Linked DNA regions of Mus musculus: region 1 is linked to region 2. A link is a loop called in an ENCODE intact Hi-C map of the cell type or tissue named here. Cell type or tissue: heart. All regions are shown on one strand. Links, peaks and the distances in the headings refer to the core of each region. The heading gives the core; the rest is flanking DNA. Region 1 overlaps Tbcb (tubulin folding cofactor B). Region 2 overlaps Zfp568 (zinc finger protein 568).

Evidence for each region. Hi-C counts contacts between places; a loop is a spot of excess contacts. Peaks named below come from ENCODE experiments on the same cell type or tissue, not always from the same donor. Only the 100,000 strongest peaks of a DNase experiment are listed, where the experiment ranks them.
Region 1: it touches region 2 in a loop (4-fold over the local background); 12 of 42 quality-filtered maps call a loop at or near these places.

Annotation. Positions count from the first base shown.
Region 1 is chr7:30,209,402-30,225,211 of GRCm38, forward strand. It overlaps Tbcb (tubulin folding cofactor B), which reads right to left. Exons shown (of 6, transcript NM_025548.4): 5 at 15,072-15,144; 6 at 14,728-14,946. The coding sequence ends at 14,832. Among named protein-coding and RNA genes, the nearest start is that of Polr2i, 15 kb to the right of the region's middle. In heart, for the core only: CTCF peaks have their summits at 6,224 (motif pointing left) and 7,637 (motif pointing left); DNase peaks (open chromatin) are centred at 7,490 and 10,010; H3K4me3 peaks cover 1,925 bases; H3K27ac peaks cover 1,765 bases.
Region 2 is chr7:30,004,718-30,020,527 of GRCm38, forward strand. It overlaps Zfp568 (zinc finger protein 568), which reads left to right. Exons shown (of 10, transcript NM_001167872.1): 7 at 9,123-9,172; 8 at 10,349-10,472; 9 at 12,450-12,545. Among named protein-coding and RNA genes, the nearest start is that of Zfp568, 29 kb to the left of the region's middle. In heart, for the core only: a CTCF peak has its summit at 8,372 (motif pointing right); a DNase peak (open chromatin) is centred at 5,204.

The sequences.
Region 1 (15,810 bases), core at 3,810-11,809, 200 kb after region 2:
TCTTATGTGGATACATTCAAGGGTATCTCCTAAACGTAATATCCTGAAGTATTATGAAGCAGTAGCCCATATGATTCTACTTGGAAGGAGACAGGCACTGACTTATTTTGGCAAAGAACCAGACATCATTATTCAGCCTTTTAATGTGGACCAAAATACTTGGTTAGAGCAGCATAGTACAGATTGGTTGCTTGCTCAAATAGGATTTGAAGGCATTATAGATAATCATTACCCTCAAGATAGGCCAATTAAAAATTTAAATGTACATAGGTTATGTTTCCTATGTGACATCTTTACATCTTTACATAATACTCTTTTAATTTTTACTGATGGCTCTTCTAAAAGGCAAGCGGAGTATCTCATAACCAGCAAGTGGTCATAGAGACTCCTGGACTCTCAGCTCTGCTAGCTGACATCAGTACTGAGTGTTTCTCAGTCTGTAAATGATACTTTTAATCTTTTTACTGATCGTCTATACGTGGCTCAGTCTGTTCCTCTGTTGAAAACTTGTGGTGCATTTCATTTCAATACACCAGCCAGATCTCTGTTTTCACAACTACAAAGTATCATTCTTACGGGGGGGGGGGGGTCCTTTTTATACTGGTCATATATGAGCTCATTCTGATCTTCTATTCTGATCTTCCTGGACCTTTAGCTGCAGGCAGTGATCGCATTGACAGAGATTTAATAGGCAAAGCAAGCCCTAGTTTTAGATCCTGTTGCATTGGCTAGACATGATCATAATAAATTTCATCTCTCTATTCACACCTTAAGGCTCTGACATTAAAAAGGGGGTGGGGGAATTATATCTCTGTACACATTATTTAAATCACACTTTTTATTTAATTTTTTTTTTAATAATTTGGATGCCAAAGAACTCCTTGCTGAGTGCCTTATACTCATGCCTAGGTGAGATGGAAGGATCCACTTATTGACATATGACATGATCCTGATCAGGTATTTACTATGGGGAAGAGGACATGTTTGTGTTTTTCCACAGAATGCTGCAGGAGCATGCCAGCTGCCAGAGTGATTGGTGTGACATGCTGAACTGTGAGCTTGCTGAGTGCCCTGACAGTGGTGACAGGAAAGCTGTACAGGGTATATGTTCTTGACCCACCTTTGCTTTTTGCTTGCCTTTGTCCCAGAGTAGACAAGCTAAGCTGCCTTGCTTCAAGCTTTTTAACCTTGTGGGACAGAGAACATAGAAACTGTGGAAACTGACTTGGAAATTTTAATCAAGAGGAGGAGTTATAATGACTCTTTTCTTTCCTTTAATGTGACCAATTATTCTGATTCAATCAGGGACTGGCCTAGAAATAAACCCAATATTTGAGATTCCTATTATGAAGATAGCTAAAAAAATCTTTATTAGCCAGCTGAGTTAACTTGGAGCATAGCCTCCACTATTTACATGAGAAGTTGCTGGGAGCCATGCCTCAGCCATGGCCTTGTGGATATTTTCTAGCTTACATAAACAATCCTGAGAGAACATTCATGGTCATAAAAGTAAGAATGTTTGTGGGAAAAGAGGATACTGTGACCATTCGTTCCAGGAACTGAAGATTGCCACCTGACCTTCAGAGAGATCCTGGGCTCTTCCTCCCTCCCTTGGAGCCTCATCTTTTCTCGCTTAAATTACCACTCCTGAATAAAGTTTTTCAGAGCTTGATCAGTCTAATTGACTTGCTCTCATTCTTCATGTTTCTTGTCTCCCCCAACCCCGCCCCCTCCTGCCCTAGGTTCCCTGCTGATTATCCCTGCAGGTCCGGGGAAGAAGTAACAGTTTTTCTGATGATTCTCAAAGCCACCTCTCCCACTCTGGGAAGCCAGACTTGGGCCTGATCCTTGCTAATTTGCAGCTGAATTGAGTGCCTGGGACATCCCCACAGACGACTTTAATCCTGTTGCTTTTAACTTTTGACTTGGTATTTCAAGCAGATTGGTTACCTCCATACAGGCTCTCTTTCAGCAAAGGGCAGATGGCAGTAATTCATCACTATGAAGAGATGCATTGAGTGCATATTGTGGCTATGGTCAGAATGAGAAAAAGGTGTGCAATGAGGGCTAACAGCCAAAGACGGGCCACTGATGATTCTATGACTCTTGTCAACCTAAGACAGAGGCATGTGCCAAAGGCTGTGTTTGTTCATAATAAACACTAAAATGCCGTGTTTGTGCAAATAAACACAAACAAGCTGCACGTACTCTCCAGGACGGGTCAGAAAGAGTATAGACATTCAGACCCAAGCCAGGCGCAGCCGCCAGCCACCATAATTCCCAGGCAAGACCATGGAGCATAAGTAAATTTTATGCCCCAGTCTAGCTAATTTCTCTATACAGAGAAACCCTGTCTCAAAAAACAAAAACCAACCAACCAAACAAACAAACAAAATCCCAAACATACAAAAAAGCCCTGGCTGTCCTGGAACTCACTTTGTAGACCAGGCTGGCCTCGAACTCAGAAATCCACCTGCCTCTATCTCCCAAGTGCTGGGGATTAAAGGCGTGTGCCACCACTGCCCGGCTCAGCTAATTTTTAATAAATAAAAAGGGAGGAATTGTGCCCTTCTCCCAGCCTTGAGCAGGCTGCTCAGACCTGATTTGCCACAGTTGCTAGCCCACCCAGGGTGGAGTCTTCCAACCTAGGTGAAGTCTATTGTCCTGCCACACCTGCAGTTTCCTCCAAGCCACTACCTGCTGAGAGGCTGAACCTATTTTCCTGATATTTCCTGGACTTGTGGGGGATGGGTACCCCCTTCCCCCCTTTATAAGCTCAGACTCATAAGTAAACATTGGCCTTGATCAGAACTTTGTCTTGGCTCATTATTTTTCTTGAGCCTTTCCCATCTAAACTCTGTCTTTGCTTTCAGGAACCTAGTAACCCATGGCCGCTGGCGGCTACAGTCCTACAGTTGCCACCACTACCTTTCCCATATTTGCTATTCCCCTTGCAGAATTGGTGGTGGGCATGTTTCGTGCTTAATGATACTTATCCTAATATCTCTTGCTCTTGTTGGCTTTTCTGTGATATAGCATACCTCTTTACTATGAAGGTATTGCTTTATTATCTAGCAATGCTTCTTGTTCTAATAGCTCTTTTGATTGTCGATGGAATCAGAAATCTGGCATAGGCGAGGTCTCTTGCTCAGCATGACTGGAACATCTCCCTCCTAGAGGAGGCTTCTGGTGTGTCCAGCTCCTCCTATGCTCTTGTGCAGTTATTCTCACCAGTCTGGACTGGAGAGCGCTCTGGAGGAAGAACAGATTCCGGTCTCTACCAGCCCTCTGGAAGCCACAAAATATGTGTGACATGGTCATGCAGGAGCCCCCCAGAGAAACCTGTGATCCAGATCTTGAGGCTTGAAGACAAAGTTTCTGACCTGGATCTTGGCATGGAGATCTTCTACCTGAAGTTTCTGCATTGGGTACCTGCATAGGGAAAATTTATAAAGGTAAAAGACAGAGTTTATGCAATCAAGTGCTCACAGTTTTCACCTCCTTATCTTATCGTATTCCTCCTAAAGAGGAATGGAGGGTTTGTTGCACAGGTCTTACCCCCTGCATTCATACACAAGTATTTGATAGTTCCAAAGATTTTTGTGTGTCGGCTCAACTTATTCCTAGGCTCATTTATCATTTTTATGATGAGCTCTGAGCTCTTGGATCATTGGGATGGAGGCTTCTCTAGTCCCAAGAGAGAACTTGCTACAACTTTATCTATTTCAGTACTGATGGGCCTCAATGTGGCAGGAGCAGCTACTGGTGCTTCTGCCCTGGTTTTTCAAGGAAAAAAAAGTACAAGCTCCTTAGAACGGCAATAGACACGGATATAGAAAGGATAGAAACTTCTGTTTCTTATTTGCAAGAATCTCTAACATCCTTGTCTGAGGTCGTCCTTCAAAACACGAGAGGACTTGATCTTTTATTCCTTCAACAAGGAGGACTGTGTGCAGCCCTCCACGAAGAATGTCTCTTTTACATCGATCATTCAGGAATAGTAAAGGACCCTATAGCAAACGTTTGAGAAGGACTGGTCAAAATGTAAAGAGAAAAAGAACAGAATCAGGGATGGTTTGAATCCTGCTTCTCCACTTCCCCATGGCTTACAACTTTAATTTCTACACTGCTTGGACCATTAATTATGATTTTGTTGCTTTTAAATTTTGGACCTTGTATCTTAAACAGATTGGTTGCCTTCACACAGGATCGCTTTCAGCAAGCTCAGCTATTCACCATAGCAGTTATTCATCGCTATGAAGAAATGCATTGAGTGCATATTCATATGTCCTTTGTAGCTTTGGTCTGAATGGGAAAGAGTGTGCTAGAGAAAGCTGGCAGTCAGAGACAGGTAAGTGTGCTCTTGAGCGCCTATCGACCTAAGACAGAGACATACATCAATGCTATGTTGTTCGCCATGACGGGTAAGAAGGAGCAATATGGACACCGACCTCAGACAGGCACGGTCACCTGGCCACTCTATACCCTAGATGGGATTATGGAAAATAAGTAAATCCAACAACTGGCACTGCTCATCTTTAAAGAGTAAAAAGGGGGGAATTGTGGCCTTCCCAGCTTTGAGTAGGCCTTTCCCAGCCTTGAACAGGCTGAAGAGTTTTCTAGCCTTGAGCAGGCTGGACAGACCTTGAGTGCTTGCCACTACAGACCTTATCAGCCTGGACGGGCTGTCTGCTTTGGGTACCTGCCGGTTCCCATGGGATCTTGGAAGATTGGGCTGTTGTGCTGACCTTGCTTTGCAACTCACTCTGGCTGAAACAAAGGGTGCATCTGTGGATGTTCCCCTGATAAACGCAGTGCTGAACATGAATCTTTGTGCCTTGATAAGAACACAGACTTGGCTTCCTTCTTCTCTCACACACACCCCTTGCCCTTACCCTTTTTCATTTCCAGCCCTCCTTTCAGGTAAAACCAGTTTTTCCGTGGCCGTCAGATGGCTACAGGCATGCACATATGAAAGTCAGAAGACCTTATGGAGTCAGTTTTTTTCCTTCTACCTTTATATGGGTCACTAGGATCGAACTCAGGTCCTTATGCTTGGCAGCAAGCCCTGTTAACCACTGAGCGTTCTCACCAGCCAGGTTTGTATTTTCTCTCCGTCTGTCTGTCCCCTTGTCTCCTTTTCTGATGAAGTTCAAACCCAGGGACCTCATGCATAATTCACTCTCCTTTTAAAGTCAAGTTTCAGGGGCTGGAGAGATGGCTCAGCAGTTAAGAGCACTGACTGCTCTTCCAGAGGTCCTGAGTTCAAATCCTTGCAACCACATGGTGGCTCACAACCATCCATAATGAGATCTGATGCCATCTTCTAGTGAGTCTGAAGACAACTAGAGTGTACTTACATATAGTAAGTAAATAAATCATTGGGCCAGAGCGAGCAAGGCCAGAAGGAGAAGAAAAAAAAAAAAAAAAGACAATTCTCCATATGTACCTCAGATGGACTGGCAGACTTACTACAATTGTCCTGCCTCAGCCTCCCAAGAACTGAGATTGCAGGCATAGGCCACCAAATTCAGATCTTTTTATAAACTGGGTTTTTTGTTGTTGTTTTGTTTTGAGACAGGGTTTCTCTGTGTAGCACTGGCTGTCCTGGAACTCACTCTGTAGACCAGACTGGTCTCAAACTCAGAAATCTGCCTGCCTCTGCCTTCCAAGTGCTGGGATTAAAGTAATAAACTGTTTTAAATTTTATGTGTATGGTTGTTTTGCCTGCATGTATGTCTTTGTATTATGTTTGAGCAGGGCTCCTTGAAGGCCAGATGAGGACATTAGATCCTCTGTTACTAGAAATAATGTGAGCTGCCATGCGGGTACTGGGTACTGAATCTCAGATCCTCTGGAAGAGTAGCCAGAGCTCTTTACCATTCTGCTATCTCTCCAGGCCCAACCAGTATGGGATCCTAACATCATAAAGACAACCAAAGTCAGGGGTGGTACCTCTGTACCTTAAAGAAACAAAGTTACAAAACCTGAAGTTACAAAAGTCTGTAACTTCAGCACTTGCCTGAACTATGGAAGGAGAACTTGTCTCCCAAGAAGCGACAAGGAGGCAAGTTGTAGAATTTGATTCTGTAAGAATTCAACACTACGGGCTGGTGAGATGGCTCAGTGGGTAAGAGCACTCGACTGCTCTTCCGAAGGTCTGGAGTTCAAATCCCAGCAACCACATGGTGGCTCACAACCATCCGTAACGAGATCTGGCGCCCTCTTCTGGAGCGTCTGAAGACAGCTACAGTGTACTTACATATAATAAATAAATAAATCTTTAAAAAAAAAAAAAGAATTCAACACTACAGGCCAGGCAGTGGTGGCGCACGCCTTTAATCCCAGCACTTGGGAGGCAGAGGCCGGCAGATTTCTGAGTTTGAGGCCAGCCTGGTCTACAGAGTGAGTTCCAGGACAGCCAGGGCTACACAGAGGAACCCTGTCTTTAAAAAAAAAAAAAAAAAGAATTCAATACTACTCATAAAATAGTACTTACTCCAAAATACCATTATTCACACCCCCCCAATTGAATACTGCTACAGCCTTTCAATCTATCTATTTACATAAGATTAATTGGAAATTGAAGGACATCTCAGGGCTGGTGTGATGGCTCAGTGGCAAGGTCACTTACTGCCAACTTGACCACGTGAGCTCATTATAATTCCTGGCACTCAGAGTGGAAGGAGAGAACTGACTCCTGCCAGTTGTCCTTCGATCCTTTGACCTCTATAGACTCACTCAGGAGCACACACAAAAGAAATGAATAAGAAAGAAACGTTTTTAAAAAGAACATATTGAAAGGCATCAAGAGATACAACTGGCTAAGTAAGACTGTGGGAAATCTCAGAATGTGCCAGGAAGCAGACTATTGCAGAATACTTGAAAGCTATCTGGATGGAGAGAGGGGCCTTAGATTTTGATTTGTATAAATCAACGGATACTGACCGAATACTAAATAATACTTTAAAATTATGCAACTTCTTGAAAGATTTAATAGAAACCCCTCTCTTTTAAAGAACCACACCAAAACATTTCTGGATGAGAAGTTAACCCTGCCCAAGAGAGGCAGGCGTGGTTTCGCATGCCTGTAATCCCAGTTTTTGGGAGGCTGAAGTTGGATCAGCACTGGCTGTATAGTTAGTGGCAGGTCAGACACAGACAGCTACATAGCAAGACCCTGTCTCCAAAAAAACCAAGTAAACGACTTCATTAACCAAGACAACAGGAGATGTGTAATAAACGAAGCAAGACGCTCATATGATGACAATTAATGAAACCGAATCAGGCATGGCTTGATGGTACAGGCCTATAGTCACAATATTCCACACTGGTTAACCTGGGATACACAGTGGCAGGATTTTTGCCCAGAACTACCATCCTCCCAGTGGCCTGACAAAATATCCCTCTGCACAATTCCCGGTATGGAAGGAGTAGGGGGTGGGAAGGACCTGGGATGACGACTACCTCCACTTGGGGGGACAGATAAGAAGGAAGAAGCTGAGATGTCGCGATGCTTTCTGGGAAATGAAGTCCTTTTAATTTGCCGGCAGCGTTGTACTGCGAGGGAGGGGGGGGGGGCGTGGGCTCAACGGCTGAACGACACGCTGCTGCCCCCTGGTGGACGCTGTGCGGTTACGGTCCAGGCGAGGGTCATTGAGATGAGGGAAAAGGGAGGACAGCCAGGTGGTGACCTGGAGAGCTGTGGGAATCTTTTCTGGAAAGAGTAGACAAACCTATGAGAGCGTTAGGGAATGAAAGAGTGATGGGAGAAAAGAAGGCGCCGCTCTGAGGGTTGCATGAAACAGAGTGGTCTATTCTATACCCCCAGATCCCAAAAAAGCTGGAATCAGTAACATAGGTCAGTATTTGCAAAGCTTGGTCAGAGGGTAAGGCAAGAAAATTAGGAGTTTAAGATCTGCCTTGGCATTCTTAAAATAATAAGCTAATTCATATAGAACTCATAGAATAATAAAAAGTAGGAGTAGAGCCAGACGGTAGTGGCACATACACAAAGGAGGCAGAGACAGGTGGAGCTCAGAGTGTGAGGCCAGCCTGGCCCACAGAGTGAGTTCCAGGACAGCCTGGACTACATGGAGTAACCCTGTCTTAAAAACAACAACAACGAAAAAACCAAACAAACAAAAGTAGGAGCTGGAGAGATGTCTCAGCAGCCAAGAGCACTGATGGGTTTGGTTGCCAGTGTGCACAATGGGCAGCTAACCACTGCCTATAGCCTAGGGACAGGGGATTGGATATTTGTAGCCTTCAAGAGGGCCTGCACTCATGTGCATACACTTGCATACAGAAACACACACAAACACACCAATAAAAATAATGAAAACACTTTTTAAAATTTTCAACAAAAAACCCAAGAAGGTCTAAAGTTTTGTCTCAGTGGTAGGATGTTTGCCTTGAATGCTCAAGGTCCTGGGTTCAATACTCAGCGTTGTCAAAACAAACAACAAACAAATAAAGCTAAGTAAACACATAAATAAGAGGATCGCCAGTCTGATGCTGGGAGTGTGGCGCTGTGGTGACTGCATGACCAGAATCCATCATGAGAGGATAGGGCGGTGGCTCAGTGGGTGACGGTGAGCTTCATGTACGTGAGGGCCTGCATTGCACCCCCAGCAGTGCCGTTCTCACGCACGAAGTATCTTTTCCATTGTCAGTTTACCACTTGATAACTGGGAGCCTTTGTTTATTTTTATTCATCTTTAGATTTTTTTCTTTTTTTTTGAGATTAATGTATGTTAATAGTTTTGCTTCATTTATGTCTGTGTAGCAAGCTCATGCAGGTAACACCCACCGATACTAGAAGAGGGTGCTAGAGCCCTAGGAACTGGAGTTACAAATGTGTGTGTGTGCACTGGGAATCGAACCTATGTCCTTCAGAAGTATAGTCAGTGCGCTTAATCTCTTAACCACTGAACCATCTCCACAGCTCTAATGGGAGGCTTTTGAAAGTCCTGGAAAGTTTGTGCTGATGTTTGGTAGATCTTGTGTGCAGTGGCTGTGACTTACCTGGAGCCCATACTGTGATTTTGAGTGGTCAGTGCACCAATGGGCAAAACGTGGTCCTCTTCTTCATCGTATGCACGTGCACTCTGAGGTCGGTCAGGCCCTCGGTGCTCCCAGATGAGTTCTCTTGCTGAATGGAGGTTGGCATGTGTTACAGTCTGGACCCTAAGTGTCCCCCCAAAGGCTCACAGTTTGTCTGTGTTGTTATGACAGACGGTGTGTACTGGCTGGTTTTGTGTGTTAACTTGACACAGGCTGGAGTTATCACAGAGAAAGGAGCTTCAGTTGAGGAAATGCCTCCATGAGATCCAACTGTAAGGCATTTTCTCAATTAGTGATCAAGGGGGAAAGGCCCCTTGTGGGTGGTGCCATCCCTGGGCTGGTAGTCTTGGTTCTATAAGAGAGCAGGCTGAGCAAGCCAGGGGAAGCAAGCCAGTAAAGAACATCCCTCCGTGGCTTCTGCATCAGCTCCTGCTTCCTGACCTGCTTGAGTTCCAGTCCTGACTTCCTTTGGTGATCAACAGCAACATGGAAGTGTAAACTGAATAAACCCTTTCCTCCCCAACTTGCTTCTTGGTGCAGGAATCGAAACCCTGACTAAGACACAGTGGAACCTCTAACTGGAAACTAGATGAAGGACAAGAGGGTGTGATGGTGCATGCTTGCAGGGGATGATAGGATCCTAGCCTGTTTCTCGGCTTCCCGGGCTACTGTGAGAGGTGCAGCGTTGCCACAGGCCCTTTGGTGCGGTATTGTATCACCACAGGCTGAGATAGTAAGAGTAAGAAGGTCACATAATCACAGGTGGAAATCCCTGCGACCGTGAGCCTTTCCACTTCTGCCCTACTTGTGATGTGTCAGGTCTAGGACCTCATGACCGCTCAGCAGCTCTGCCTCACTGAGCTGCGCCCAGCCTCCTTCCCTCTGTGCGTGTCTCAGGTAGGGCTGAGGGTTAAAGTGCTTGCCGAGTGGAATTTGCATGCCCACTGAACATCAGGAAGGAGAGAGGTCTCCAGGGCAAGCTTCCCAGCAACACTAGGCAGATCAGTGAGCTCTGGATTTGATTGAGACGCCTGCCTGCATGACGGAGCTGGGGTGGGGGTGGGGTGGGGGTGGGGAAGTAACAGAGCAATTCCTAACGTTAACTTCAGATCTCCACAAGCATGCCTATATACACAGATACACACATACCCATGCGTGTTCACACATGCAAATATGCCAACATACATGAACACACACCAACACACACAAAGGAAAAAATTAACTCAGGTATTTGTCACAATAGAAAGCTGACAAATAAGCTGGTGGGAAAGTTGGGGCAATCCTCTCGCTTGTTGGGTTGAGGGCAGCGGGCAGTGGGCAGCAGGCAGCGGGCTGGGGTGGGAGCGGCAGCATGTTCTATGGATGTATTTCTTGTAATGTTTGATGGCACTCAGTATGTGCAAATCTGCGGGCAGTTTCTGCATGCGGTGTCTCCTGACTGTGTTTGGGGTTGGTGAGTTTCCACGGGTTGAGTGTCCTATCACAGTGAGCCCATCTACTTTGTGGTTAACACCAGCTGTGTGCCCAAGCTCCCCGGCACTTTCCTCCGTTCCTGTAACTTACTGTAGCTGCTCTCAATGTTACTGCTTCCTCCTCCTCCTTCAGAAGTTATAATTAAGCAATTACAACAATTACACCACTTTCCAAAGAGTCGTTCTACCAAGAATCCCTTCACAGAGCTAACGAGGATTATTATTTAACGGGCAGGTCCATGCCCCCGTGACTCACAGTCCGCAGAACACACGGGCTGCGCAGGCATCACACACCCTAGGACACAATGTTCTCGGCCAGGCTATACAATGGTACGTATCTGCTCCAGTGGATACTTTATTTACTTATTTTTCTCTGCTTGGGATGGAACCACATGTTAGGCGAATACTCTTACAACTAAGCAATATTCCAAGCGCTCCTTTACTTTAGTAAGAGAGAGGAATGAGGGCAGGCTGGTGCCACCAGATCTTGTTGGAGGTTGGGTGGGTAGGTTTCGGGGGTTCTCTTGGCTGAAGGATGCTTGTTATTTATTGTAAAGGGGTTAGTTACAATGGTCTTGATCGGGGGTTACACTCAGGGGTTACACTCTTTCCTTTCCTCTATCCTTTTTTTCTTTTATAGGAAGAAAAAGGGGGAGTATAGGGATATTGTATGAATAATAGAGATATGGGTAGATTACTGAATCTATTCTTTTTTTTTTAATTTTATGTACATGAGTACACTGTAGCTGTCTTCAGACACACAGAAGAGGGCATCGGATCCCATTACAGATGGTTGTAAGTCACCATGTGGTTGCTGGGATTTGAACTCAGGAGCTCTGGAAGAGCAGCCAGTGCTCTTAACTGCTGAGCCATCTCTCCAGCCTGAATCTATTCATGTCAAAATTTTATAGCCAATAATCTTACATTGGTACAGATTTTTGTATATTGATACATGTTAAGGTTATGTTTGTTATAACACACTCTGTATATATGCGTTCAACTCTTACTTGAGGTATTGTACATAGATGGTTCTTAATAATGTAATGGAAAGTTCTAGTCCCTTTTAAAGCTATTATTATAAAGTATTCAGGGAAATTAAGAATGCAAATTAAGCTGGTGGTGGCACACGCCTTTAATCCCAGCACTTGGGAGGCAGAGGCAGGCAGATTTCTGAGTTTGAGGCCAGCCTGGTCTACAAAGTGACTTCCAGGACAGCTCCTGATCATGTTAGGTACTAGTCTATCACAAAATATGCTTTTTCAGCTAAACAGATAGTAAATAGCTAAAAAAGAAAGCTTGCTTATTCAGACGTACTAGATAAGTAGATAGTCTCAAAAAACCTAAGACACTTATAGAATATAACGTTAAAGATGCTTTTATATCAGGGCTAGAGAGATGGCTCAGTGGTTAAGAGCACTGACTTCTTCCAGAAGCCTGAGTTCAATTCCCAGCAACCACATGGTGGCTCACAACCATCTGTAATGGGATCTGATGCCTTCTTCTGGAGTGTCTGAAGACAGCTACAGTGTACTCACATAAGTAAATAAATCTTTAAAATATGCCTTTTATCAATTTAAGCCTTTTTTGGAAAACGAGTCAGGTCTGCTCCTCACAGCACCCCCATTTTTACTTCAAAGCAAATGATGAGCATTGAAAAATCTCCTTTGAAGTCTGATTCAAAGGTGGCAAGCTGCCACCGGGCAAAAACTGCCCTGCTTCAACTGCAGACAGAATGTCCAAAATGGACAAACATGGACGCAGGGAAGTTGGCTGTTTTACAAGGACAAGGTAGGCTAGCCCTTCATAATTCCTGCTCCAGACAAATGTCCATCAGATATTCTGGGTCAGAAGGCAGAATATGGATGCACCAACATTTCAGAGACCATTGTGGGGAACTATCCAGACAGCTCCTCCTCTGTGATGTCTATAGTCCTGGAAGCTGCATCCCTGTACGTCCTGTATCCTCAAGCAATATTTATTCCTTCTCCCCAGCATCCTCCTCCCTCCCTCTACTTCTCTGGTACAGCTCTGTTGACAGCTAAGGGCTAACTCTCCCTTTAGCTTTTCCATGTGGCCATGGGATAACATTTTGACTAATGAGTTAGAAACAAGTTTTGAGTTGTGCCTTTTGCTCTTCATCCCCTCTCCCCAGGATTGTTTTTTTCTTTTTCTTTTCTTCTTTGAGACAGGGATTCTCTGTATAGTCCTGGCTGTCCTGGAACTCACTTTGTAGACCAGGCTGACCTCGAACTCAGAAATCCACCTGCCTCTGCCTCCCAAGTGCTGGGATCAAAGGTGTGCGCCAACACTGCCCGGCTCATAGAAATCACCATAGCTAACCTCCTGCTTCCACCTCCTGAATGCTAGGACAGCAGTGAACCACCATGCCTGGCTCTGTGGCTCTTCCTTAAAGGTAAAGGCTACTCCCCGCCCCTTCTCGCCTTTCTAGGGGCTGGAGTATATGATATGGGGCTGGGAGAAGATGGGAGTGCCCCAAGATTTACAGATATGGAGACTGGCTGCTGACATGCAGAGATCACTATAACAGCGCTGAGGAGTTTGTGAGCCTTTAAAAGGAAAAGAAAAGAACCTTCAGGGTGTGTTTGCACCATGTCTTTAGCCCTAACACTTGGGAAACAGAAGCATAGAGCTATTTCTGTGAGTCTGATGCTAGCCTTGTTGTCTCTAGAGTATTACTGCTGTGAACAGACACCATGACCAAGGCAACTCTTTTTTCTTTTTTTTCGTTGAGACAGGGTTTCTCTGTGTAGCCCTGGCTGTCCTGGAACTCACTCTGTAGACCAGGCTGGTCTCAAACTCAGAAATCCGCCTGCCTCTGCCTCCCAAGTGCTGGGATTAAAGGCCTGCGCCACCACCGCCCAGCTCCAAGGCAACTCTTACAAAGGACATTTAATTGGGGCTGGCTTACAAGATCAGAGGTTCAGTCCATTATCAAGGTGGGAGCATGGCAGCATCCAGGTAGGCATGGTACAAGAGGAGCTGAGAGTTCTATATCTGAAGGCCACTAAGACTAGTTTCCAGGCAAGCTAGGACGAGGATCTTAAAGCCCATGCCCACAGTGATATACTTCCTCCAAAAGGGCCACACCCCCTAAAGTGTCACTGGGCCAAGCATATTCAAACCACCACACTGGCTTACAGAGTGAGAAAGTTCCAGGACCCCCCTTCCCCCCCCCCAAAAAAAAAAGAAAAAAACAACAAAGCAGAAGGAAAGGGCTGGCGAGATGGCTCAGCAATTGAGAGCACTGACTGCTCTTCCAGAGCTTCTGAGTTCAATTCCCAGGAATCACATGGTGGCTCACAAACATCTGTAACGGGATCTGATGCCCTCTTCTGGTGTCTGAAGACAGCTATAGTAAACTCATGTGCACTATAAAAATAAATCTTAAAACAAAACAAAACAAAATTAGGAAGAGTCGGGTGTGGTAGCGCACGCCTTTAATCCCAGCACTTGGGAGGCAGAGGCAGGCGGATTTCTGAGTTCGAGGCCAGCCTGGTCTACAAAGTGAGTTCCAAGACAGCCAGGGCTATACAGAGAAACCCTGTCTCGAAAAACCAAAAATCAAAAACAAAAACAAAACTAGGAAGAATTGAGCTTCCATCTTACTTAAGCCTCTATCACTATGGGATGTTACTGCAGAATGTTTATTGTTATTTTGTATTTATTTATAAATTTATTTTATTTTTTTAGTTTTTTGAGACAGAGTTTGTTTGTGTAGCCTTGGCTGTCCTAGAATTCATTCTGTAGACCAGGCTGGCTTCAAACTGAACTCAGAGATCTGCCTGCCTCTGCTGAAGTTCTAGGATCAAAGGAGTGTGCTCCACTGCCTGGCTTCAGAATATTTAATTCCAAAAGAAATTTACATGATTATGCATGTTGTGTGTGCACAGGAATTTGAAGTTATACCTTTGTGAGGTGCCTGGGGTGAATGTGGCAATGGACTCTAGTTCTCTGCTGGAGCAGCAATCACTCTCAACCACAGGGCCACTTCCCAGTGTTCAGGATATTATTTTACTCTCTTGGAACTCACTTTGTGGACCAGGCTGGCCTCGAACTCATAGAGATACACCTGCTTCCTCCTCCAAGTGCAGATGAGTGTTGGGATGAATGCCACCACACCCTGCCAGAAGTGCTTCATCACAATCTTTCTGGAATCAAGAGACTTGCACAACCTTCTGAATTCTGTTTAATTTAATGCACAAATCTCAGAGGAAAAGGGCCACAGGCATTCAGAGGGGCTGTGTCAGGGGCGGGGCCTCCTTCCAGGTACAGTCACATCTCGTCCAACCCGTAGTCCTCCTCTGGGAAATCTCCTACGGTGACAGCTGATGGCTTTACAAAGGCACCATACTTGGCCTGGCATTCAAAGTAGCGTTTCCCATTCACACTGTGGGCAAGATGGGAGGCAGTGGTGAGGGGGGGGCTTCCAGTCCACAAGCCAGTGTGCGCAGGCTCAGCCAGCAGCACAGGCGGACTTCCACATACATGCAGGAGCACACGGCAATACATTACCTGCCATCGTTTTTTCCTAACGGCTCATCATATCGGACACCAACCCAGTAGCCTGGCTTGAAATCTGTGAGTCCTGTCCGGGAGAGAAATCTCAGTGAAACCTCTCCAGTGAGCTCACTCCTTGTTCCCAATTTCTGGGGGAGTGGAAAAGCTGTCATGGAGACAAATCCTTCTCCCTCCATTGCTTACACAGTGTGAAGGCCTAGGTCACTGCTACCTGTCCGGCATGCTACTTTGTCCTGTTACTATATTATAAGAGAATTTTCTCATGTGTTGTTACTGCTGTTACTAGGATGCCCTGTAGTTTGGTGTTTCTGGAAACCAATCACAATAGAAGTCAGTTAGACCTGCTCTGTTTTTTTCTGTTTTGTTTGGTTTTTGGGTTTGGTTTTTTTTTTTTTTTGTTTGTTTTTGGTTTTTTTCGAGACAGGGTTTCTCTGTGTAGCCCTGGCTATCCTGGAACTCACTCTGTAGACCAGGCTGGCCTCGAACTCAGAAATCCACCTGCCTCTGCCTCCTGAGTGCTGGGATTAAAGGCAGGCGCCACCACGGCCGGCTAGACCTGCTCTGTATAGTTAGCCACAATAAGCTCGGACCAAATCAACCACCAGGCAGCATTGTTTGTACCTGCATACGAGTTTTTATGGTATTTGCTTTTAAGCTGCCCCTGCGGTGAACCCCAATAAAAGAGAGATACCCATACCAATATAAGAAGTTATTTGGGGGCCGGAGAGACGGC
Region 2 (15,810 bases), core at 3,747-11,746:
GTGTGTGTGTGTGTGTGTGTGTATAAATTTTTTTTTTTTTTGGTTTGGTTTGGTTTGGTTTATGTCTTTTTTGAGACAGGGTTTCTCTGTATAGCCCTGGCTGTCCTGGAACTCACTCTATAGACCAGGCTGGCCTAGAACTCACAAATCTGCCTGGGATTAAAGGTGTGCTCTACCACTGCCCATCTTAAAAATATTTTTAATTGAAGTAGAATTACATCACTTTCTGCCTTCCCTTTCCTCCCTCCAGTCCCTCCCATGCCCACTCTCAAATTGATAGCTCTGTTAAATACACATGCACCACACACACACACACACACACACACACACACACACACACAAATATTTAAATATAACTTGCTGGGTCTTATTCTTTGTGTGTAAATGGTTTTAGGCTGACCACTTGCCTTGGGCATCCAACAAGAGGGCTCATCCCTGAGAGAGGCTAACCTTCCTTCTCCCAGCAGTTGTTACCTGCCATTGTGTAGGGATGGGACTTCCCTCTTCCACTTAAGTGTGTCCTTTGACACTGCCACTGATCCTGTGCTGTTGATGCATCCTGTTAGGAGATGCCATTTCACAGCTGACTTTCTGGTTTTTAGCTCTTAGAACCTTCCCATCCCCTCGTCCTCAGTGTTCTCTGAGTCATAGATTGGGGAGATGTGATGTGTGAATAGATGTATCCATTGGGCTGGGCTCCCTACAACTGGTTGATCTCTGCATTATATCCACTTGTGATTTTCTAGAACAGTCTGCATTTGCTGCAAAGACGGGCTTCTCTGACCCAATTATCTGTGGGTCTCAGGTTAGGATTTAGAATGTAATGTAGTAAGGAATTATGTTGATCTAGCAAAGTGGTGGTAGTAATTGTTTTCTAGGGTCCATGACCTCACTAACCCTGGAAAATTGGCTATGTTTCCAGTAGCAATTGGGATTTTTCTCCTGTTGAGAGGCCTTAAATCTGGCTAGATGGCTCTGTTGGTCACCATGTGAGTGCCACTTATTACAGCCTTACAGAATGTTTGCCACATTGTTTGCTCATTGTCGCAGTTTGTAGTGTTGCAGTAGGCAGGACTGTTCAGTTGCTGCCTTCTACTGGCAGCTTGCATGGTATTTTCTAATATGATATGATAGAGACCGAGGGAAGGAAGGAAGCTTTCAGACCTGATCCAGCTTGAGTTATTTGAGACCTGCTTCTTAAGTGTGTGGTGTCTTTAGCACTGGGGACCTAGTAGCCAAGAGGGTAGCCAAGGACTACATCGATAATCCATATTGATTTGAGAGTCACTTGTCCTGACTACCCTGCCACTCATTTGAAAGAAGGCTTCTCATGCCTACTACTAGGGGTTTTGTTAGACTATCGTTCTTACGGGAGCATTGTCAACCCAAGTGGTGTAACTCCCTTTAAGATATATATATACACACACACACACACATACATACATACACACACACACACACACACACACACACGTACATACATACATATACATATGTGTGTGTAATAAGATACACATATATGATGTGTATATACATACATTTACATGTATTGCATATAGTATAATTTTAGGTGAATATAAAATAGTACTATTCCATGAGGCTTTATCAGTGAGTTGGGTGTTATTTGTCCTTCCTCCACCCTATTTATTATAGCCAGGAAACAGAAACAGTCTAAATGTCCTTGAGCAGATGAGTGGATAATGGACATTCATTCCATTTACACAAGTGAATACTGTTCAGCTGTAAACCGTTTAGCTCATGGACGTTTAACAGATGGTATTGAATGAGGTAGCCCAGACCCAGAAGGACAGTCAGCACGCTTTCTCTCTCATCTGTAGTTCCTAGCTCCAAGTCCTCGGATGTGATATGTGATTCAGAGTAACCACAGAAACCAGGAAAGTGTAAAGGGATCACGGTGGACTGGCCAGGAGCTGGACAGGGGAATCACAGGACACAGGTGACATGAAGGGGGAGCCAGAAAGATTCTCGATTTTTGTTAAACTTCTTGGAAGAGTGTTGACTTTTGTCCTCAAAAGCAGGACTTGGCTAAACGTAAAACCCAGTCTTACCTTTCCTGAAGTAGGCAATAGGAGACATGAATTTTTCCGTTTTTTAGTCTTCTAGCTGTTAATTTCCCTGGCCTCCTTGGACCTCTAAGTATGTAAGGCTTGGGCATCACTCAGAGATGTGAGATGGCTCAGCCAGCAAAGCCACTTGTGCCAAGCAGGACAAGCGTCTTATCCCTGGGATCATATGATGGAGGAGAGGGCTGACTCACAAGTTGCTTTATAGACTTGTGTATTGAATCTGTATCTCCTATTTTAATCCTTTTATAATTTTTCTGTAGTTAGCTATTCTTTCCCTTGTTTTTCTGTCCTTTTTTATTATTAGCATTGAAGTCTCTACTAAAACATGCGTGAGCTCGGAGATTTCCTCAGGAAGCTTGAGTTTTAGCTCTATGCCCACAAAGGCATTCTTTGCTTCTTTTGTAGTATTTCTAGTTGTGGCATTGACTCCTGTTTTATTATTTTTTAGAATTTTTATCCTCCACCCCCTTCCCACTAAGCCTTTTGCATGCGACTCTATTTTAAATCCCAGCTGTTCAACTACAATGGTCTTGTCATACCTGAGTCAGTTTCTTGTCTTAACTATGGTGTTTCATTTTTACTGCGCCTTGCAGTCTGTTTTTTATTGAAAAGTGGACATTGCTTGACAAAAGTAAATCTGGGAGGCAGAGCTATAGTGGCATAGTGGTCAGGGGTAGGCGGAAGGAAGGAAACGCTGGGAACCCAGTGTGGCATCTCCGTTCTGAAGTCACTCCCCTCTCCCAGTGAGTCTCCCCTGTTCTAGCACTGATGTGAAGGGAATATCTGATCTCTGTCGTCCAGTGAACTGCTGCTCTCAACTGTGAGCCTCACTAGTGCCTCTGAGTTTTTACCCTGTAGGTGAGCAGGGTGACTGGAGTGAACCCCCTTTTCAGGCCACTTAACCCCACTAGTTTAGGCTCTTGCATAAGGCTCCTGGATTTGTCTTGTGAAGAACAGAACATTGTGGGTGTATTTCAGAAGCTGGTTTTCCCCGCCTCCAGTCAGAGGTACAGTGGAGAATTTCTGTGGTCTCAACCAAGAACCTGGTGAGGCAGCTAGAGATGAGACTGAAGCTCTTAGCAGGAAAGGCCTGCTCCCTGAGTGCCTGTGTCAAGACTCAAGGAGTGGGGTGGGAAGTTTGGAGAGAGAGAGAGAGAGAGAGAGAGAGAGAGAGAGAGAGAGAGAGAGAGAGAGAGAGAGAGAGAGAGAGATATTGAGAACAGACCTGTGATAACTACGATGTACTACTCCTTGTAGTTTGTGTCCTGCATGTACTGCTCGGTAGACAGTGGGCAAATCAGACATGCTGAGCAGCTTGGCATGTGTTTGCTGTGCTTTGTTGCCAGGGTAGGGCAACAGGTGCTGTCGCTCAGGGTGCTGCGCTGGACAGGAGGAAATGGGTGCTCTCCAATGCCTGTGGTACCATCCTCCACCTTTCTACTTGCCAGTTTGCAGGCTATCCATGGTCTCTGGGTTTGGTCTTAGTCACATGTACCACTTAGGAGCAGATGCACAGTATATTCTGCTCTTCAGCCTTCTCCATCCTGACTCTTGGGTACATTTGCTCAAGAATGTAGTGACCACAGTCCACTTGGGAAGATGTCAGGGCAACTGTGAAGAAAAAACTGACACAGTCGAGTCTCTGGCCTGCCACAAGTGGCAGCTGCCTCTGTCAGTTACAGTTTGCATTTTATGCTTTTTTTTTCCAGCTTCCCCTCAACCCTTCTGCGTTGAAATGTTGAAACTTGAACTGCCAGATGCAACTGTGGAATTGCCTGAGGGTTTGTAGAGAAAGGGAGGGAAGTTGCTGGGTGTAATGTTTCAGCCACACAGACTAAGCAATCTCTTGATTCTTGTATTTAGCTTTCAAAATGCCCTTGGCATGCCAATCTGTGTGATCGCACTAAATCCTGTTAAAACACTACAGGCCAACTTTATTAACCAAAATGGATAACAACCCCTTATATTTTAAATAAAATCCAATTTGTTTATATATAAAAAGAAACTCCTGAAAGTGTGTGGCAGCGCTCTCCTGAGACTGGGACTCAGCATTGCATAGGGATGCCGGCTAGGAACGCATCAGCACTGGTGTGGGGTTTTTACCCCATGCCTTGTGTTCTGTGGCTTCTGCTCTAGTCTGGTGTGACTCTCATGTCTGCCTGTATCTGCTCTAGTCTGGTGTGAGGCTCGTGTCTGCCCGTGTCGCAGAACTGAGAGGGATAGTTTCTCCTGGGCCGCACTGTTTGGGTGAGTCTGAGAAGATGCAGCGGCGTCCAAGCTTTGTACACACAAAACAAGAAGTCAGCCTGTTAGCTGCTCTCTACTTTTGCTCTGAAATAGTCTCCATAGGTCAGGCTGTCATCCTCTCTCCTCTTAGTTCCTTACCAATCCTGGACTCCAGAAACTATACTATCTTCTTTAAAGACTAAAATTTTCCTTTTTAAAAATGAAAGCATTTACATAGTCCTAAGTCTGCATCTTGATAAATTTGCACACAGACATATGTGTCTACTTTAGAAGAGATAATAGAATGTCTAGTCCACTTCCCAGCAGTGTCCTCTGCCCCTTTCCTCGGAAGACTCCAATCTAAAGTCACCAGTTCTAACTTCCATCCTGGATTAGTTTGCACATTCTAGCCCTTCACATAAGTGGAATCGGGCACCGTCGGCGGCAGCTGCCTTTGTTTGCTCAGATCCTGGGAGCTTTCGCCACACTGCTGTCTCAGTAGCTTCTTTTTATTAGCAGTGTTCCCACAACTAACTTATCCAGCCACCTGTCGGGGAATAGCCCAACAGCTTCCAGTTTGGGGGCTGTCAGCAAGGAAGCAACCAGAGCATCCACCTCATGCAGAGAAGCATTTCGTCTCTCCTGACTAGATGAACAGAGAGGCAAGGGTCGCTGGGTAACGTGAGGTGTATGTTTATGAAAACTCATCATTTGTAGTGCTGTTAATTCCATCCTAATAGTTTCCTTGCTTAGCGCAGCGAGCCGTGGAAATGCGGGTCACAGTGGTAATTTTGACGGATGACTGCACCAGCAGATAACAGATGGTGCCAGCTGCGCAAAGCGCCTGTGCCAGACCCACGGGGAGCTTCAGCAGCTGCCTCAGGAGCATGACTGACGCTGTTCCCATGTAACTAACTGGCGCTGCTTCTGCTCCAACTAAATTTAACAACTGAGCAACACAAAAGCCATTTACATGTACCAAGTATGCCCAGTATAGTCTCTGTTAGTGAGCTGGGCGGAAGAGTGGTGGTTTCCCACCACTGTTTTAGATTTCTTCCGCATGATTCACGATGTCTTGTTCTCTTCTTCTTATGTATGAGATTTATTAAAAGTTACTAACATCATAGAGGAGCAGACAGACACCAACACGATGGGGAGCGCTCAGCCCATGTCACAGCATGGCAGTCTGTCCCTTTTGTCAGTCTCAGAAGAAGGGGAGATTCTGTGACACATGTCTGATGGATGGTTATCAGTAGTTTCAGTGAAGCTGTCTCTGTGACCTGGAGGCAGTGTTAGCCTGGAAGTGGGGACGAGCAGGAATCTAGAAAAACAAGTTTGTAGAGGACCTTTAGACACTGGCGGGCCCCAGCTAACATTCTTGAGGGTTTGGGGTTTTTTTGTTGTTGTTATTGGTGGTGGTGGTTTGTTTTTTTGTTTTTGTGTTTTGGTTTTTTTCTTTTTTCTTTAGCCAGATGACAGGAGAGGGAGGGGAGACACTTGCGGATTGAGTAGTTCTTTTCCTGCTGGGCAGAGGTGGATAAAGACTTATCCAAGAAGTCTTAGGACAGTCTCTAGTGTGGGAAATCCTAGCGGAGAAGGGTGCCATGGGGGAGGGGTCTCCACGCCTGCTGATGTCTGCTAGCTTCCTAACCCTAAAATTTAAATTATGTCAGTGGACAGTGAGTCACCCTAGACAGTGACATGGGAATAGGCAATCAGTTACACTTTGGAAGCAGCTGCTGAAGTAGCTTCTACTTCCAGCTAGAAATGGGACTTAGATGCACTTAGGGTTTCCGCTCTTGCTACTAGGCACTGCAGGACGACTAAGGAGATTCAGACAGAGGGAGTTAGGCTGTCCCAGGGCCATGTGAGTGAGGATGGGCAGTTTGAGGGACTGAGAACTTGGTACTTGTTTGTCCCCTAGTCTGGCCAAGGGAGCTGCAAGTGGAGGCGTGGCGGGTTTCTCACACCAGGAGGAGCATGGCGGGTTCCTAAGCTTGCTTTTCTGGAGGCAGGCTCTGGCTGCGCAGCAAGTGTTCACTCCCACCAGCGTGGGAAAGGAGCAGGAAACGGGATTTCCAAACACAGAGAACATGGCTAATTAATTAGATCCACTTGAGAAGGCTAACAAACAATCTTCATGAATCTTTAACTCTTCCTAGTATATGACAAATGTCACAGATGGTAAACCAAGGCAGAATACATGTCCTTAGATTAAAGACAATAGTTTCTTATGCAAGCCGGGAGGACACTGACCCAGTACTGGGATTTCCCAGAAAATTCCACTCTCAGCTTAGTCTCCAGAAGGCTGGAACAGTGGTAGCGCACACCTTTAGTCTCGGTACTCAGGAGGGAGGGGGAGGTGGAGGGGGATCTCTGTGAGTTTGAGGCCAGTCTGGTCTACAGAAAGAGTTACAGGACAGAAAATAACAAGAAAGGGGGGTAGGCAGGGATGAGTTCTGATGCTGTCCCCATCTCAGAAGCTCCAGTGGTTTTTAAATTTTGTTCAGCTGGCTGTAAGTTGAGGTACACATACCCTTTCCTCAGACTCAGTTACTTTGCTCAAGTAGCTCACAGAACTCAGACTAGGGGGAGATTAAAAATTGGCAGAAATACAGCTTACTGGTTGGAATGATTGTGACTTCATGAAAACCTGGCTTGTAGCTGCACGAGGCAGTAGGGGTGTAGAGCTCTGGCTGGCTCTTGCTCAGTCTGGGTGACTTGGTGGGACATGGCAGCACTGAAAGGGGGGACAGGGGAGGTGACTGAGGAATCTGACCTCCGGAATGAAGATTTAGGCCACCCTGCTTGTAAAACATAAGGACTGGTTGGTCCTTTAAATGCCTGTAGAAGCCCAGAATGTTGAAGTACAGTGGTAGAGAATAAATACATTCTTGAAAAGGAAGCTACAACCCTATAGGTGGAACAACAATATGAACTAAGCAGTACCCCTGAGTTCTTGACTCTAGCTGCATATGAATCAGAAGATGACCTAGTCGGCCATCACTGGAAAGAGAGGCCCATTGGACTTGCAAACTTTATATGCCCCAGTACAGGGGAACGCCAGGGCCAAAAAGCGGGAGTGGGTGGGTAGGGGAGTGGGGGGGAGGGTATGGGGGACTTTTGGGATAGCATTGGAAATGTAAATGAGGAAAATACCTATTTAAAAAAAAAAAGAAAAGAAAAAGGAAGCTACAGGCTTTAAGCATAATGTGTATCCATTACAGATGTAAAGGCTGCTATTAACTTTGTATATTTTATCTTATTACATGTGTTTATATATTATCTTTGTTTTTTAAATTTTTATTTTATATACAGATTTTTAGAACTTTTTTCTTTTTTTTAAGATTTATTTCTTTATTATATGTAAGTGCACTATAGCTGTCCTCAGATACTCCAGAAGAGGGCATCAGATTTCGTTAGGGATGGTTGTGAGCCACCATGTGGTTGCTGGGATTTAAACTCAGGACCTTTGGAAGGGCAGTCGGCACTCTTAACCACTGAGCCATCTCGCCAGCCATGTTTTTCTTTTTTTGTTTTTGTTTTTCTTTTTCTTTTTGTTGTTGTTGTTTGTGGGGGGTTCCTTTGTTGGTTTTTCGAGACAGGGTTTCTCTGTGTAGCCCTGGCTGTCCTGGAACTCACTCTGTAGACCAGGCTGGCCTCGAACTCAGAAATCGGCCTGCCTCTGCCTCCCAAGTGCTGGGATTAAGGGCATGCACCAGACACCCAGCTATAACATATTCTTTAGGTCATAGAGTGTTAAGTGTAGTGCACCTAAATTTGAAAAGTAATTAATACAGCCACTAATTAGCCAGTTAGTGTTGATAGCCAACTGTTAGGATTGTGCATCTTCTCATTTGCTTAGCTTCAAGTTCCTAGGTAGGACTGAAGAGCTAAGTTGTCATAAGGGAGCGTAAACATGTGTCTGATGCTGTAAAGGAACTGGGCAGCCAGAGGGAAAGGCTGCCAACTCCAGTTTATGTCCTGATTGAAGGTTTAGTTACTCCTTGGCATGAACTGTGATTCGCCACTTAACAGCGGGTGTGATGTTAAGCTTAGTCAGTAGAGGGTGCAAGAGGGACACTGAAGAAAGAGCTCCTTTTGACTCTGCTTGCTGCATTTTCTGCTTCCTTTCTCCTATGTTAGAGACATTAGTAGGTGTGTATAAGGGACACTCCATGATGCCCAGCATCAGCTGTGGCCCAGTGAGCACAGTGGACTCTTGTCCTTGGGAGCTGGGTCTACACTGGCTGGAGTCTGACTGGCATGTACTCCCAACCGTAGAAAGCCTTCGTAACTCCTGGTTACAAAGGACCACAGCTGCCAGCACTCTCCAACCCTCTGCATGCATGCCGCTCTCCAGTGCTGTGACTACTGTTCCTCAGGCTAGCTCTAGGTTCAAGGTGGGAGTTCTGGAACCCTTAGCGCTCCCATCCTCATCTGTAGATGCCGAAGACTGAAGGACAGCAGTTTACACACTCTTAGGCAGTGTCTTCGAGCCAGACTTGGGCTCACTGTGAAATGCTGGGGCTGAAGACAGTGGAGTAAGGTTCTCCCTCAGCCAGGGACTAATCAGACGAACCCAGCCCTGCTCACCGTCTGAGATGGCTGAGATGTGACTTGTTCAAGACGGTGGCTGCAGAGACTCTGCCCCAGGATCCCAGTCTGGGTCATAAGGCCTCCTTTTTACTAAGTGAAGGTAGTGAGGTCTGGGCCTCTTTGTCCTCTTGGGATAGGTGGGATGGTGCAGGGGAATGCTCTCTCTGAGCACAGTTTCCTAACCATTTCCCACCTCTTACTCTTTCCAAGAAGCCGCAAGAGGAAGAATGAAGAGTTTTGCCTTTAAGGACATGGCCAAGGTAAGCCGCATTTCCACTTTGTTCATGGAAAAACTTCTCGGTTTCTCAATGCTGCTGAAAATCTTGGGAGACTCAGGTGGTGTGGAAAAGAGAAAGCCATGTTCGTGGAGTAGTTTTCCCACACCAGTCTAGGGAGGCTGCTTTGTACAAATAAGTCTACAACTTCCGTTTCCCAGGCTTTTGTTCATTAGAAGAACAAAGTCTTGGCAGTGAACCTGATCAGTTAGCAGAATAAGGTTATATCTGCCTAGTTTCTTTGTTGTCCCCTCTAGGGTCACTGTAGGGATGGCATTCTTGCTGAAAAGTTGTAACACCCTAGGGTGTCTGCCTGGCCTCTTCCGTGTACTTTTCTACAAGATGGAAAGCTTTGATTGCATTCTGTATGTACATTAGTAAAGAAGATTTCTGAAAAAAAATAATAATTGAACTGATCAAGAACATTAGTCACCCAGAGACACTCAGTGGTTACTGATTTTGGAGTCTTTTGTCTATGCATATGATTGGCCCCAGAAGTGTTTCCAGTGCAGGATGGCACTGACCAAAACCACCAGCTTAAGCACTTGCTGTGTCGCGGTGGCTTGAGGTTCTTCCCAATGTGATCTTATTCAATCCTAGTCACAACCCTGTGACACAGCTGTGACCATGTCATTGATTCTGCCATGTATGCTTTTAAAAATCCTTGACAATGACGTCTGTTGATGACATGCATCCTCAGCGTTCCCTGCCGCCTCCTCCAGACAGCCCCAGCCTGGTCTACAGAGTGAGTCCCAGGACAGCCAGGGTGACACAAGGAAACGAAAAACAAACAAACAAACAAAATTAAAGCACAGAGTTACAGCTAGGTTTAGAAAAGTGACCAGTTAGAAAAGTTTAATAAAGACAGACAGACAGACAGGCAGACACACACACATACACACACACACACACACACACACACGCACGTTCTGCTGTGGAACAGAGGATGCTGTACTTGCATGTACAATGACATTCCGTTGAGAAACACCATGTCATAGACTTGATGCAAAGGGCCAAGGAGAAGGCATGTTCAGAGCCCGCATGGGCACCTCTGTTCCCACACTGGCCTGCCTTTGTGGAAGGGTGCAGGTGTTTGGGGACTGTCTTCTCTGATGTCTTCTGTCTTAGTTTCTCACATGGCGTGTCTGCATGTGGTTTCAGGATCTGAGGTTCGAGGATGTGGTCATTTACTTCTCTCTGGAGGAGTGGGAGTGCTTGCGCCATTCCCACAGGAATCTGTACCGAGCTGTGATGTTGGATAACTACAGCAACCTGCTGTCACTGAGTAAGCGCATCCCCCCACTGAAGTTCAGAAGTGCCTGCTGTGATTTTCATGTCCTTTATGGAGAACGTTGACTTTATTATTATTATTATTATTATTATTATCATTATCATTATTATCATTATTAGTATGTGTATGGGTCTTTTGCCTACATGTATGTCTGTGTTTCACTTGCATGCCCATGGAAACCAGAAGAGGGCATTAGGTCCCCTAGAATTTGAGTTACTGACAGTCATGAGCCACCATGTGGCTTTTGAGGCGTGAACCCCAGTCCTCAGGAGCAGCCAGTGCTCTTAACTGCTGAGCCATCTCTCCAGCACCTATAGATAGATTTGTTTTGTTTGAGACAAAGTGCTGTGTAGCTCAGGGTGACCTTAAACTGACAATTCTCCTGCCTCAGCTTTATAGGTGCTGGGGAAATTGGCCTGCACCACCACAAGCGTTTGCTGAGTGTTTCATGAACACGTTTCAAGCTCTGGTTAAATCAGTGACGTTACGCGTGTGCACCTGCACACATACGCACAAGCGTGTCATCGCTCCCAGTGCTTTAATGTTCCCTCACCTTGATCCTTAGACATTAGATTTCTCTTTATCATTCTAGTTATTGGAGTGGGGGATGGCATGCACAAAGAGGCCAGAGGACAACTCTGGCATGGGTCCTCTCCATCCATCTTTACCCAGGTCCCAAGAACTGAATTATTTTGCCAGGCCTTTACCCATTGAGCCATCTTACTGGCCCAGTTTCTCCCTCCCACCCCTATACACTGCCCCGCTCCCGCTCTCTCTCTGTCGTTATTAGCAGAGATTTATTTTCATGCATTATATGCTGATTACATTTCCACAGTCCAAATCCACATCCTTTTTTCTGTCATTAGAAAACAAGCCGGGGCTGCAGAGACGGCTCAGCGGGTAAGAGCACTGACTGCTCTTCCTTAGGTCCTGAGTTCAATTCCCAGTAACCACATGGTGGCTCACAACCATCTGTAATAAGATCTGACTCCCTCTTGTGGAGTGTCTGAAGACAGCTACAGTGTACTTACATATCATAAGTAAATAAATCTTTTTAGAGAAGGAAGGAAGGAAGGGAGGGAGGGAGGGAGGGAGGGAGGGAGGGAGGGAGGGAGGGAGGGAGGGAGGGAGGGAGGGAGAAAACAAGCCAAGATAGGACTAAACAAATGGGAGTGGGGAGGCACAGATGTAAAAGCAGGAGAAACACACATTTATACATATAGATAGAAAACCAGTTGGAAGCCATAGTATATACGCAAAAGATCTGTTAATGTTTAAAAGAAAAAGAGAGAAAAGCTCAGACGATCAAGAGACAAAACATCCAACAATACCATTGAGTTTGTTTGGACATCTACTCTGAGCATGGGGCCTGCCACTAAGTGTGGTCTCTATACCCAGTGAGAGTCCTTTGGAGAGAATTTAACTTTCCCTTTGTGAGTTGTCAGTTGGAGAGACTAGCCTGTGTTAAGAGTGGGACTTCTGGCTGAGACCCGTTTTTCTCTCTTGGCAAACATGGACTTAATTTCTACTACGTAGCCCAGGCTTGCCTTAAACCCACAGAGTTCTACCTACCTCTGCCTCTAGAGTGCTAGGTGTAATGAAATATAATGTGGTGAGGTATCTGCCAGGCCTATGCCAAGGTGTGCCCGAGTAATTATGCCGGGCATCAGATCAGGGGTAAGGGGGTTCATTGAGGGGAGGGAGGGCCTGGAGAAAGGGTAGAGGCAGACAGATGGGAGCAGAGCCATGAGGGCAAAGAAGGGGGAGTGGGGGGATAGAGAGAGGGAGAGAGGGAGGCTGCGACTGCCCTGGAATAATACATGGGGACACAGAGAGAGAACTGTGACAAAGTCCTTTTATGTGATGGCAGTAGGTAATGACTTGAACCATAGCCTGCAAGCCAACACTAGGACTAAAGGCGTACGGCAACTCTGACATGCACAATTAATTTTCCCTTTTGTCTTTGGACAGGTCTTGCTGATACTAAGCCACGGGTGGTCTCCCTTCTAGAACAGGGCAAAGAGCCCTGGATGGTTATGAGGAATGAGACAAAAATTTGGCATCCTGGTAAGTGTTGGCCCGTGGGACTGGGGAGACCAGGGCAAATTGTCACCCAGGCCGTTTGAGCAGGTAGCTCTCTGAGGTGCTGCTGGGAAAGCTCCCTGTAGGCAAAGCCTGAGGTCTGGGGGAAGGGCGTCTTAGCACAAGGCTCTGAGTCGGAATCTGACTCCCCCACTCTCTCACCAGAATTCTGTCACAGCGTCTGCTCTCTGCAGAGAAGAGCCCGTGACAAGCAGTGTATCTGTATTTGAGTCTAGCTTTCTCTAGGCTTTTTTTTTTTGATATAGAGTTTCTCTGTGCTGGAACTTGCTCTGTAGACCAGGTTGGCCTCAAATTCACAGAGATCCTCCTGCCTCTGCCTCCCAGTACTGAGATCAAAGGCATTTGCCACCACTGCCCAACTCTCTTGGCTTTTTTAAACACCTTCATTGAGATATAACTCGAAGATCACAAAACTCATCCATGTAAAGTATGTGGAGGGCTTTAGTATCTGTGGACTTGGGTATCTATCACAGCTGTCAAATTAAAAGGTATTTTCACCACAGCCATATTTAATAGAGTCTGTCCACACCCAGCATAAGCAGCCCTGTGAGGATAGGTGTGCCTGCTGAGCATTTCACATTAGTGTTGTCAAGCAGGGTGTGGCTCACTTTCTTTTTTTTTTAAGATTTATTTATTTATTATATGTAAGTACACTGTAGCTGTCTTCAGACACACCAGAAGAGGGCATCAGATCTTGTTACAGATGGTTTTGAGCCACCATGTGGTTGCTGGGATTTGAACTCAGGACCTTCAGAAGAGCAGTCAGTGCTCTTACCCGCTGAGCCATCTCACCAGCCCGTGGCTCACTTTCATGCTGATACAATGTAACAATGTTGTCCCTTTTGTCACTTTGGATCATTGCCATTAAAAGGTTTTAGAATTCTTGTGTAAAAGCACACATCAGAAGAAAACTATGAATAATACTGGCCTTTGAACTAGCTGAGAAATGCTCCTGCCTTTTCTGACTTCTGAGAACATATATTAAAAAAAGAAGAAGAAGAAGAAGAATTTGTGTTAAAAGCTGAGAGGGACCTCAAGTCCTCACAAGAATGAGAGCTCACAAAAATGCCAGGCATGGTGATATGTGCAATATATTCCTGGCCTGGGGGAGACAGACAAGAGGCTTGCTGGGGCTCACTAGCAGCCAGAGCTGCAGGCTACTGAGAGACTGTCTCAAGGAGGTAGGTGGTGTTCCTAAGGAGGACACTGAAGGCTGTCCCCTGGCCTCTGTGTGCATATGTACAGGTACACATGCACTCGCTCGCACACATGCACGCACAGAGGAAAAAGAATTTATGCTCAATGTCTTCAATGGTAGATTTCAATAGTGAAACCTTTTAGGTTTAGGTTTTTTGTAGCAAATGAAAAGTGAGAACATGGCCGCTCCTAGGTGTGGTGAGGGGAGGTTTGTATTGCAGATACACAGGAGAGCACAGCCAGAGGTGGCTGGAAGGAGCACACTGAACCCCAGGCCATGAAAGAAGGGAGCCAGGAAGAGGAAGACAAAGAGAGGAGAGAAAGAGCAGGGAAGAGGACTAGGAGCCATGAGCCAGGCGACCAGGGGAGCAAAAGCACCAGAGAACACGTGGCCAAGATGGCCAGGCTGTGTGGGAGAGGAGAAGCTGGGCGAAGGCAGCGGGGCTCGGTCGGAGAGGGCTAGAGCAGAGGGCAGGGCCTGCCAGTCAGGGTGACTCTGTTACAGGGACCTGCAGAGCTGAGAGATGGTGGGAGGTGTGTTAGATAGTCACCTCAGTTAACCATTTGTCCTGAGTTTCTCTGAGCCCTGACAATGGGAAAAATCTTTTGCATTTGTGTTTATTTATGTGCATAAGGCCTGCACTGAGCCATCTCTACAGCCCCACTTAGTGTTGTCCTATTGCAGATTTAACAGTGAACAGGAGGGCCCCATCCAATCAGATTGATTGCATGCTCTAGTACGAGGAAAAAGAACGTGTATATATATACTATTTAAGAGGCAATAAAACATTGACGTAGTTGTGTTTTTTTTTTTTTTTTTTTTTTTTGGTTTTTCGAGACAGGGTTTCTCTGTATAGCCCTGGCTGTCCTGGAGCTCACTTTGTAGACCAGGCTGGCCTCGAACTCAGAAATCCGCCTGCCTCTGCCTCCCGAGTGCTGGGATTAAAGGCGTGCGCCACCACGCCTGGCTCGTAGTTGTGTTTTAAATCAGAGAACGATGAAGTATCGCTCCATTATATATTGTATTATATCATATTGGGATGGTTGTCTAAGGAAGGGCATGGATGGAGCAAGGGGACCTGAGAGAGACAGGGACCTGATGGAGAAGGGTCCAGGAGAGAGAGGGCCAGGGAGGTGAGAACAGCTGTGTGTGGAGGATGTGAGCTTAACGAGCATCTGCAAGGAGCTGATGGAGGGTCTAGGGTGGTCAGGTAGGTGATCCAGACGCTGTCAGGCAGCAGCTTGTAGCATGGGCCAGAGCTGTGGAGGTCCAGCTTTACCCCCAGCATTCATGCCATGAGGATGGATGGGTGTAGGTTTTGCACACCTTTCAAGCAGCAGGTGCAGTCACACTGAATTGCAAGGCTCTCTGGGAAGGGTAGTGTTCATCTGTATCACTGTTGCCAAGCTGTAATTGCATATCATTCCAAGAGGAGAAAGCAGAAATGGTGTAAGACTCAGCCCCCGGCCCTTTACCAGTGCCATTCAAATGAGAAAAGAGCTGCGTCTAACCAAGGAACCAGGTAGAAGGGGTCGACTGCTAAGAGGAAAGTCCAAGTAGTTCACAGAGCCCTGAGAACAACAGCCTTAGCTTCAGAATGAGATGCATGGGACGGGAATCAGGGACTAACACAGGAGGTCAAGTGGGAGAAGGAGGGGCGCACACACTGTGAGGACACATCTGTGAGGAAATGCCAGGATAAAACCCAATAACTCTGAACACTGGTGGTATGCTGGCTCACAACTTTAATCCCTGCACTCAGGAGGCAGAGACAGGTGATTCTCCGAGTTTGAGGCCAGCCTGGTCTACAGAGTTCCAGGACAGCCAGGGCCACACAGAGAGACACTGTCTGGGGGCCATGGGGACAACTGGTAGCTGAGAGAGTAGCTGAGAGGATTAACTGTTGGAATTTGGCTACATCAAAGTTACATGAGGCAATCAAAACTAGCTACAGAGGGATAATAGTAACTTTTTTCCCTCCTGAATTTTTTTTTATTAGATATTTTCTTTATTTACATTTCAAATGTTATC